Regions from separate parts of the Homo sapiens genome. Here region 1 is linked to region 2. The links are chromatin contacts, found by Hi-C or POLR2A ChIA-PET in ENCODE. All regions are on one chromosome and are shown on one strand. Each heading gives the region's core, a stretch centred on a gene start or an enhancer-like site at or near the end of the contact. The rest is flanking DNA. Distances are from core to core; before and after follow the strand shown.

What was found. A loop is a pair of places that touch in the nucleus more often than their neighbours do. ChIA-PET counts read pairs that join two places held with the same protein, here RNA polymerase II (POLR2A). Pooled maps may share reads with other maps.
Region 1: a loop to region 2 is called in a map with no recorded cell type, with 4 times the contacts of the local background. The contact joins the promoter of CABYR here to the enhancer-like site in region 2. A Hi-C loop is called at or near these places in 1 of 37 single-sample maps with no recorded cell type and 3 of 50 pooled maps. POLR2A ChIA-PET finds 5 or more read pairs at or near these places in 16 of 52 experiments (A549, A673, AG04449 and 11 more).

The regions. Positions count from the first base shown.
Region 1 is chr18:24,135,992-24,140,332 of GRCh38, reverse strand. It overlaps CABYR (calcium binding tyrosine phosphorylation regulated), which reads right to left and starts at 1,271. Exons shown (of 6, transcript NM_153769.3): 1 at 1,215-1,271. RefSeq lists an enhancer at 1,627-1,686.
Region 2 is chr18:24,175,379-24,179,821 of GRCh38, reverse strand. OSBPL1A (oxysterol binding protein like 1A) reads left to right here. Exons shown (of 28, transcript NM_080597.4): 20 at 1-84; 21 at 1,627-1,809. Among named protein-coding and RNA genes, the nearest start is that of CABYR, 39 kb to the right of the region's middle. Within about 2 kb of position 2,866, at least 5 of the 41 ENCODE cell types and tissues checked have a DNase peak (open chromatin) inside an H3K27ac peak, as active enhancers do.

The DNA.
Region 1 (4,341 bases), core at 22-2,521, 38 kb after region 2:
ATTTGATACATATATATATTTGATACATACTCATATATATCATATGTCTAATTTTCTTTAAGTACCCAAAGTGAGTAGATAGACCGTTTTGAAAGTGGCTCCCAGAGGCCGGGCGCGGTGGCTCACGCCTGTAATCCCAGCACTTTGGGAGGCCGAGTCGGGCGGATCACGAGGCGAGGTCAGGAGATGGAGACCATCCTGGCTAACACGGTGAAACCCCGTCTCTACTAAAACAAAAAATCAGCCGGGCGTGGTGGCGGGTGCCTGTAGTCCCAGCTACTCGGGAGGCTGAGGCAGGAGAATGGCGTGAATCCGGGAGGCGGAGCTGACAGCCGAGATCGCGCCACTGCACTCCAGCCTGGGTGACACAGCTAGAGTCCGTCTCAAAAAAAAAAAAAAAGAATAAAAAAGAAAGTGGCTCCCAGAAACCATGATGGCGCCAACAACCTTTCAGGAGGCAGTTAGCAGTTGGTGCTACCAAAGGTGGGGACAGCGGCCATGCACTCCATGATCCCCCGTCCCACTAGTTCTCACCCCGACTTTGGGAACGTGTGGGGCCAGGGACGCTAAACGTCCTACAGTTCAGTTCCCCACAAAGAACTGTCCTAAGCAAGCTGAGAAAAGTCAACGGGTAAAATTGTCACAAACACTATTAGGGTTATTTAAAAGCGACAGCTTAATAATTCTTCCCAGATCTCTCCTATCACCAATACTGGTCCACCACTGGCGGAATTTAAATCCTGCCCCGCCCAACTGTAAACGTCCATGCGCCCACTACCACAAGGGTAACGCCTTAAGCGAGAAATACGATGCCTTTCAGGATGCCAGCGGGGACTTCGGAGCCATAGGTAACCGCACTCCCCGACCTCTCCCTAAAGAACCTCCGGGATGTGGGCCCCCGCTGTGTCAGTGCTCGTTTTGCGCTAGGTCTGTTTGGGAGAGACGGGAGTGAAATGTAGGAGGCTGGGCGTGCTCACATCGCCTGGACTTGTCCAAGAGAGGCGGGCGACGGACCCACCGAGGCCTCAGATTCGGCAGCTGGCCGTCTGGTCGCCGCACTCCCCGGTGTGGGCCGGGGCCGCCCCACAGGCCCCCCACCCCCGACTCTGAGGACCCTCCGCCTGCCCCGACGACCTCTCCCACTGCGAGAGACTCCCTGAGACATAATGGTCTCCGAGGCCGCAGGGTGCGCCTTTTCTCCAGATTCTCCCCACCTGCTTTCCGGCCGCGCTCTTAAGAGCTTCCTCGTTGCCCCCTTGCCGGCGGCTCCTGAGGAGACTTGGCGCTTGCGAGCGTTTTTATAGCCCCGCAGGCATCGGGGCGTGCATCACGAAGCTCCGCATCACAAAGCTCCGCACCACTCAAGGAGGCGGGGCCACAGCGGCCGCAGCCAATGGGGAGCCGAAAGCGACAAAGGCCATGATTTGGCCGGCGAGGGAGACTTATTTCCCCTTTTCTGGCTAAATCTGAACGGATTTAGGTGATTTCCCAACAAATAGCCAGGAGTAGCTCAAAGCGACTGCCTCTCCGTCTTTGGTCGTTGAGCTTAAAATTAGAGCTCGTTTGGAAAGAAAGTAAGAGATTTATGGCAGTGCTGTCTTGTCACTGCCTCGCCATTCCACACATTGCTCCTGGCCCCATAAACTATAGCTCTCTTCGGTCACCTTTAGGAATAATAATTTCTGCCACGTTGTAGACACACAGTGAATAATTGTATGCAACAGAGCACTTTTTCTTTTGTGAAACTCGCCTGTGGAATGGGAGTTCAGCATGAATCCAGAAACTTCCTGTTTCTCCACAGTTGAGATCAGACACCAACTATCCCCACAAAGCACACCGTCAGCAACAAGTCAAGGTGTTACTGTGTGTAACTTCAGCTCAATTTTACCAAACTAAAGGAATACTGCTTCATTTAAAAACGCCCACTCTGCCGGGCACGGTGGCTCACGCCTGTAATCCCAGCACTTTCGGAGGCCGAGGCGGGTGGATCACGAGGTCAGGAGTTCAAGACCAGCCTGGCCAAGATGGTGAAACCCTGTCTCTACTAAAAATACAAAATATTAGCCGGTCGTGGTGGTGGGTGCCTGTAATCCCAGCTACTCTGGAGGTTGAGGCAGAGAATTGCTTGAACCTGGGAGGCGGAGGTTGCAGTGAGCCCAGATCACACCACTGCACTCCAGCCTGGGCTACTGAGCGAGACTCCGTCTCAAAAAAACAAAAAACAAAACAAAAAAAACAAAAAAACGCCCACTCTCTGCTCTTTCACTCATTTAGGCTCAGGTATTTGGGCTGGGCTCTAAATAACACCATAATCATGATTATCAGAGTACAAGCAGCCTTAATTTTGATCCATCTTCAAATGTTTAAAAAGCAACTACTTTAAACCAAAGAGCATCGCCAGGGCAGATATCTGACCAAAAACAAAACAAAACAAAACAAAAACCAAACCAAAATAAAACAAAACCCTATTTTTTAATTCAGAAAAAATTAGGGCTTCCAGAGCACTTTGCAATAAAAGCAATGTTAAGGCCTCAGTCAGCATTATCTGGTGCCATTCATTAATCCACTTAATAATTATTTTACTGAGTGCCAGGAAAGCTCCCTCTTCTCGGGAAGTTTACATACTTAAAAAGGGAGAATTAGCGAGACTCCGTCTCACAAAACAAAACAAAAAAAAGGGAGAAATGCTTTTAGACTGAGTATGTTGGTGGGTCTGCAGATATTTTTCATCCTTCATCACTTGCCTCCAGCACCACTTTGGTAATGTAAATAAAAGTGAGATGAGGCTGTCATGATTTCTGATAGCTTGGTTTATAACACATTTAGGTGTCAGAGACATAATGAACTGAGCTACTGAAAATCCTAAGTACCTCATCTATGGTGTCTTTTGGAATTGGAGACATTTATGGTTTTTTTAACGTAACCTTGGTGGGTCATCTCAAACATCTATTAGGTGTAAGGTATTATGCAGAAATACCTGTAACTCAAAAAACAAGATTTTACTCTCCATTTCTTCAGTGACTGTTTGGCTGAGTCATTCTGAAATGCAAATTGTTACAATGTAAACATCTAACCAAGAATTTTCAAACCACTGCCCATCGCTGCTTTGATTTCTTGAACTCTTAATGATTTGATGTGGTTTCACAATCTTGGCTTGTGTTCATCTCCCTTTCAATCACCAGTATGTTATTTTTTGGTCACCAATGATTTAAAACGCAAATGTACCTTCCACTGCCCCTCTCCCACACCCCAAATCCTTACCCTATGGAAGTCCATGGTTGTGGGTGTGGCCTCTGCATACCTCTCGTATTTCATGTCTCACCATGTGATTCCCACTTGACCCTCCAGAGTCTTGAACACACATGTCGCTTATCACCTCTGTGCTTTTGCTCATTAGGTCCAAGGCCTTGGATGCTGCTCCAGCAAGTGTTTTCACCTGACTGCATCCTGCTTCTCCTTTAGAACTCATCTCAGAAATCTCCTACTTTAGGAAGCCAGTGGGTTAGAAGCATTTTCTCAGTGGCCCCATGATGTATGCTCTATGACTTATCCTTGCTATATAATTCTATATAATTCTGCTTGTGTTTGACTCTTCTCCCAGATTTACCAAATCCTTAACAAAAGATGAATAGGGCAATGTTTCTCTAATCCACATCACCTGCATAAGAAATCATCCCAGGAGCTTGTTAAAAATGCCTTCCCAAGCCCTACCTAGAACCTACCAAACCAGAATCTCTATGTAAAACACGGAAATTGACAACCACTGGCCTCTGGGAGGAGGAATTAGGCATTACATAGAGGTCACCTGGGTTTCAAGTGTGTTGCTTCTATTTCATACCCAAGTCAACTAGGTGACAGAGATCAGCCCCCTTGCTAGCTTTCACAAGAAAGCCAGTTAAATTGTGCTCTTGGTGATTTCTGCATACTTTACTGAAAAAGGAGCATTATCTGTTATGGACCAACTTTCTCTTGCTCCCCTTATCCTTCTCTCTTTCTGCATTTCCTCTTCTAGCTTCTAAAGTATCTGCCTCGACTATGTATCTTCTTGGATGATCTCGATTTAACAATTTTCTTTCTACAAAATATACCATCTGCAGAAACCAAAACAGTACATCATGATTTTGTGAATGTGTATCTTCATAGTGAAAACCGTATTTGAATACTTGCCACCATGATTTGCTTAAGGAAGAAATCCACTGGAAAAGTTTACACAGCAAAGGTGTGTGTCTGCGTGTGTGTGTGTGTGTGTGTGCATGCCTGTGCATGTGCTCATTTTAAAAATCAGATATGACTTGTCCTTTAACTTTAGTTGGCAGAGACAGAAAAGTGCAAATTCAGTAA
Region 2 (4,443 bases), core at 1,617-4,116:
TGCTGTATCTGCTGTTGCTTCTCAGTGGGAACGGACTGGAAAACCTTTCAACCCACTGCTGGGAGAGACTTATGAATTAGTGCGGTGAGGCCTTTCACTTGCATGCTTTATACAGCGTTGCAGATGAAGAGGAGAAATACATACATATTGGTCATCACGAATAACAATTATATAGGACTGGAGCAAGTTAACAATTTTGATGTTTGTTTCTAGGATAGCTATTATTTTAGAGACTGTCAAAAATACTGAAACATATATAAAAGGTACCATTATAAGAAATAATTGCAAAGATTTTTGTATTCCTGATCACATGGGATTAATCACCCTCCTTTTTTCCTTATGTAGATCATGAGACATGATCGAGTTTTGTTTTGTTTTTTTTTTTTACTTTAAGTTTTAGGGTACATGTGCACAATGTGCAGGTTAGTTACATATCTATACATGTGCCATGTTGGTGTGCTGCACCCATTAACTCGTCATTTAACCTCAGGTATATCTCCTAAAAATAATCATTTAAAGTTTATTAGCTGGGTTGTGGTGGCACAGGCCTATAGTCCCAGCTACTTGAGAGGCTGAGGCAGCAGGATCTCTTGAGCCCAGGAGCTCTGGGCTGTAGTGCACTATGCTGGCCAGGTGTCTGCACTAAGTTTGGCATGAATATGGTGACCTCCCAGGAGAGGGAGGTCAGAAATGGACGCAGGTCAAAACTCCTGTGCTGGTCAGTGGTGGGCTTGCACCCATCATTAGCCACTGCGCTCCAGCCTGGGCAACAGTGAGGCCCTCTTATAAAAATATCTCTTTATTAAAAAATATAAATAAAATATATTAGCATAAGTATATATTGTTTGCATGAAGCCAATGACTGCATCTGTAAGTGCAGTTCTGTTTGCTTGAGCTAGCCTGTGTCTTGTTTATATATGATTAAGGGACTTTATTTGGCTTTAGTTTTTCTATGCGTTCCTCCTCTTCTCTGCACAAGTTTTGATCTCATTTATTCCCTAGATGTTTGAAAGTGGACACACTAGATTTCTCTAATGTAAAAGGAATGATGTGTTTTAAATTTACATGACTAATATTTTTTCATGCAAATCATTCAAATTCATCTGGGTGTTCTTTGTTTTAATTTGTTCAAGTAGCTAGCATTACAACATTGGATTTGGTGGTTTGGGTTGCATTTGTATAATTTCTCATATATGAAGTTGTTTCATTGCAATGAGAATAAAGAATTGTTGGCCGGGCATGGTGGCTCATGCCTGTAATCCCAGCACTTTGGGAGGCTGAGGTGGGTTGATCACGAGGTCAGGAGTTCGAAACCAACCTGGCCAACATGATGAAACCCCCGTCTCTACTAAAAATACAAAAATTAGCCAGGTGTGGTGGTGCATGCCTGTAATCCCAATTAGTCGAGAGGCTGAGGGAGGAGAAGTGCTTGAACCTGGGAGGCAGGGGTTGCAGTGAGCCAAGATCACGCCACTGCTCCAGCCTGAGCGACAGAGCAAGATTTTGTCTCAACAACAACAACAAAAGAATTGTTTACTTTGAAAGGGCAATTATGTACATGTTTAATGATAGAGTTAATTATAATGTTGCTTTTTTTTTTCTTTTTTTTTTTTTTTAAATCTTAAGAGATGACCTTGGATTTAGACTCATCTCCGAACAGGTCAGCCATCACCCACCAATCAGTGCATTTCATGCTGAAGGATTAAACAATGACTTCATCTTTCATGGCTCTATCTATCCCAAACTGAAATTCTGGGGGAAGAGTGTAGAAGCAGAACCCAAAGGAACCATCACCTTGGAGCTCCTTGAGTGAGTTCTGATCAAGCCATTACACTCTTTTCATGTAGACCTGCCTGTAAGTGTAGACATGCACACTCAGCTGACCTTACTGTTCAAAAGCTGGAGAAAAAGAAACAGCTTTCATACAGTGCAAACTGTCTACGTCTATGTAAAAGAATTTGAGAAACATGGCAGTAGCCATTGCTAATTAATCTGGGTATGTGTAAATAGTTTAACTTGATTTTTGACTCTGGTGTTTGGATCTATTTTAAGATCGATGGAGTTAATTGCTTCATGACAGTTCTTATGAAACATGCTTTTTTATATCCTTGTGCCAATGTTTTGTTTACAGATCTTTCAAAATGAATTCACTCTGAGAAATAATGAAATGACAATTGTGTGGCACATGTTAGGCGTTAGATAAATTGGGAGTTCTCTTCTTTTGTAAGATTAGCTTTAAATCCACAATTAATTCCAGTTAGGAGAGAATAAGCATACGATACCCTATCTCTTTAACACTGATTACAACTAGATACCCCGGACAGAAGACAAAGCAACAACCCAAAGACTCTGAAAAGTAGATAGTAGCAGGCAGACTGGGGAGAGAAATCAAAACCTGAACACCAATATGGCAGTGAGTTTACTGGTTTTATATATTTCTCCCAAATCTGGCTCAGAATCAGAGCAGCAAATTGCAGAACTGGGGATTAGAGGCCGACCGAAAAAGTTCTGAGAGTAATTCTTTCTTTCTAATTAAAGGACCTAGAAAGATACCCTTGCAGGAAGTAGAGAATAGGGGAAATCCTGTTTTAATTTTGTCTCACAGCCTTGCCCCAAAGCAAGCACTAGGGTCTGTAGCTACACTCCTGCTGCGATGGTGGCTGTGGCAATCACACACGTACCTCAGAGTCCTTCTCTTTGGCCAGAGAAACTGAGTAAAGGAACCCCTGGGGTTCAAAGAGTGTGAGAGAATTCCTGTTACTTGTTTTTCTTTCTTTTCTTTTACCCCTTTGCCCCAGAAGAAGACCTAGTTGTGGGAGATACAAGACAGAGCAGAGAGGCTCAAACCCCAGCTTGCCAGCCGGAGGGGAGAGAAAGCGCCCCCTGGTGTCTAAGAGTGTTGGGGAAACCACAAAGAGGAGGGAGCTCAAGAAAGGGGTCCCCTGAAGCTGCATTATGAGTTCCTACGCTCATCCCTACACACATGCATTGAAATGACCCAGAAGGGTACACAAGGGCCTCAGGATCTGAAATGCTGTGTGGCCTGAGAGCCAGGTCCCTGGATGGCTATTGAGGGGTGGATCTGAGCAGCACTACAGAGGCTTTGAAAATTAAACTGACACTGGAATGAAAGCTCACAGGAGGAGAGTCAGGACTTCTGGCCTGAAACTCTGTTAATTGCCTACTAAAAAAAATTTTTATCAGTATTCTCCAGAAGAGGTTAAGAGGACAGAGTCTTACAATATTCAGGTGTGCAGAATACAATCCAAAATCATTCAGCATACCAAGCAACAGGAAAATCTCAACAAACTAAAATAGAAAAAGACATTTTAGCCAAAAAAAAAAAATAGAAGTATTTTTGGAAATTTTAGTACTAAAAATATAGTAATAGAATATAATAACTGGGATAGGCTCAATGGCAGAATGCAAATGTCAAAATATGTAAAGGATGTGTATGTTGAAAACTACAAGATACTGTTGAAAGTAATCAAGAATTACCTCAGTAATGCAGAGACACACTGTCTCGATATATTTGGAAGCCTCAATTATAGTTAAGATGTCAGTTCACCCCTCACTGATCTATAAGCAGTCTGTATGAGCACAGTCCAAATCAAAATCCCAAGATGATTTTTAATAGATACAGAGAAGTTGATTCTAACTTACGAATTCTAAGTTTGTATGGAAAGGCAAATGACAGAACAGCCAAAATAATTTTGAAAAGGAAGAACAGAATTGATGGACTCCCACTACCCAATTTTAAGGCTTAATGCTAAAGCTGTTGTAATCAAGACAGTGTGGTGGTGGCCAAACTATAGACAAAGTATAGATTAATGCGACGGGGAAGGGAATCCAGAAATTGACCCGCAGAAATGTGGTCAGTTGATTTTTGACAAAGCTGCAAAGGCAATACAGCTAAGAAGAATAGTCCTTTCCACAGACAACCATCTGTGCTATGGAGACAGTTGGACATCTATATGTTAAAAAATGAACCTCAAACTAGACCTCACGCCTTTTACAAAAATCAGCTCAAAATAGATCATTTACGTAAAATGTAAAACTAAGGGTTTTGGAAGAAAACATAGGAGAAACTCTTACAACTTTGGATTAGGCAAAGAACTCTTATGGATATGATACCAAAATTATAACCCATAAAAGACAAAAAGTGATAAATTAGATGTTATTAAATTAAAAACCTTATATCGAAAGATACTGTTCAGAGAATGAAAAGATAAACTATAGAATAGTAAAAATTATTTGCAAATCATATAGCCAACAAAGGACTTGTAGCCACAATATATAAAGAATTCTTAAAACTCAACAGTAAGAAATGATAAGGTCAGGCGCAGTGACTCATGCCTGTAATCCCAGCACTTTGGGAGGCTGAAGTGGGAGGATCACTTGAGCCCAGGAGTTAGAGACCAGCCTGGGCAACATAGTGGGATC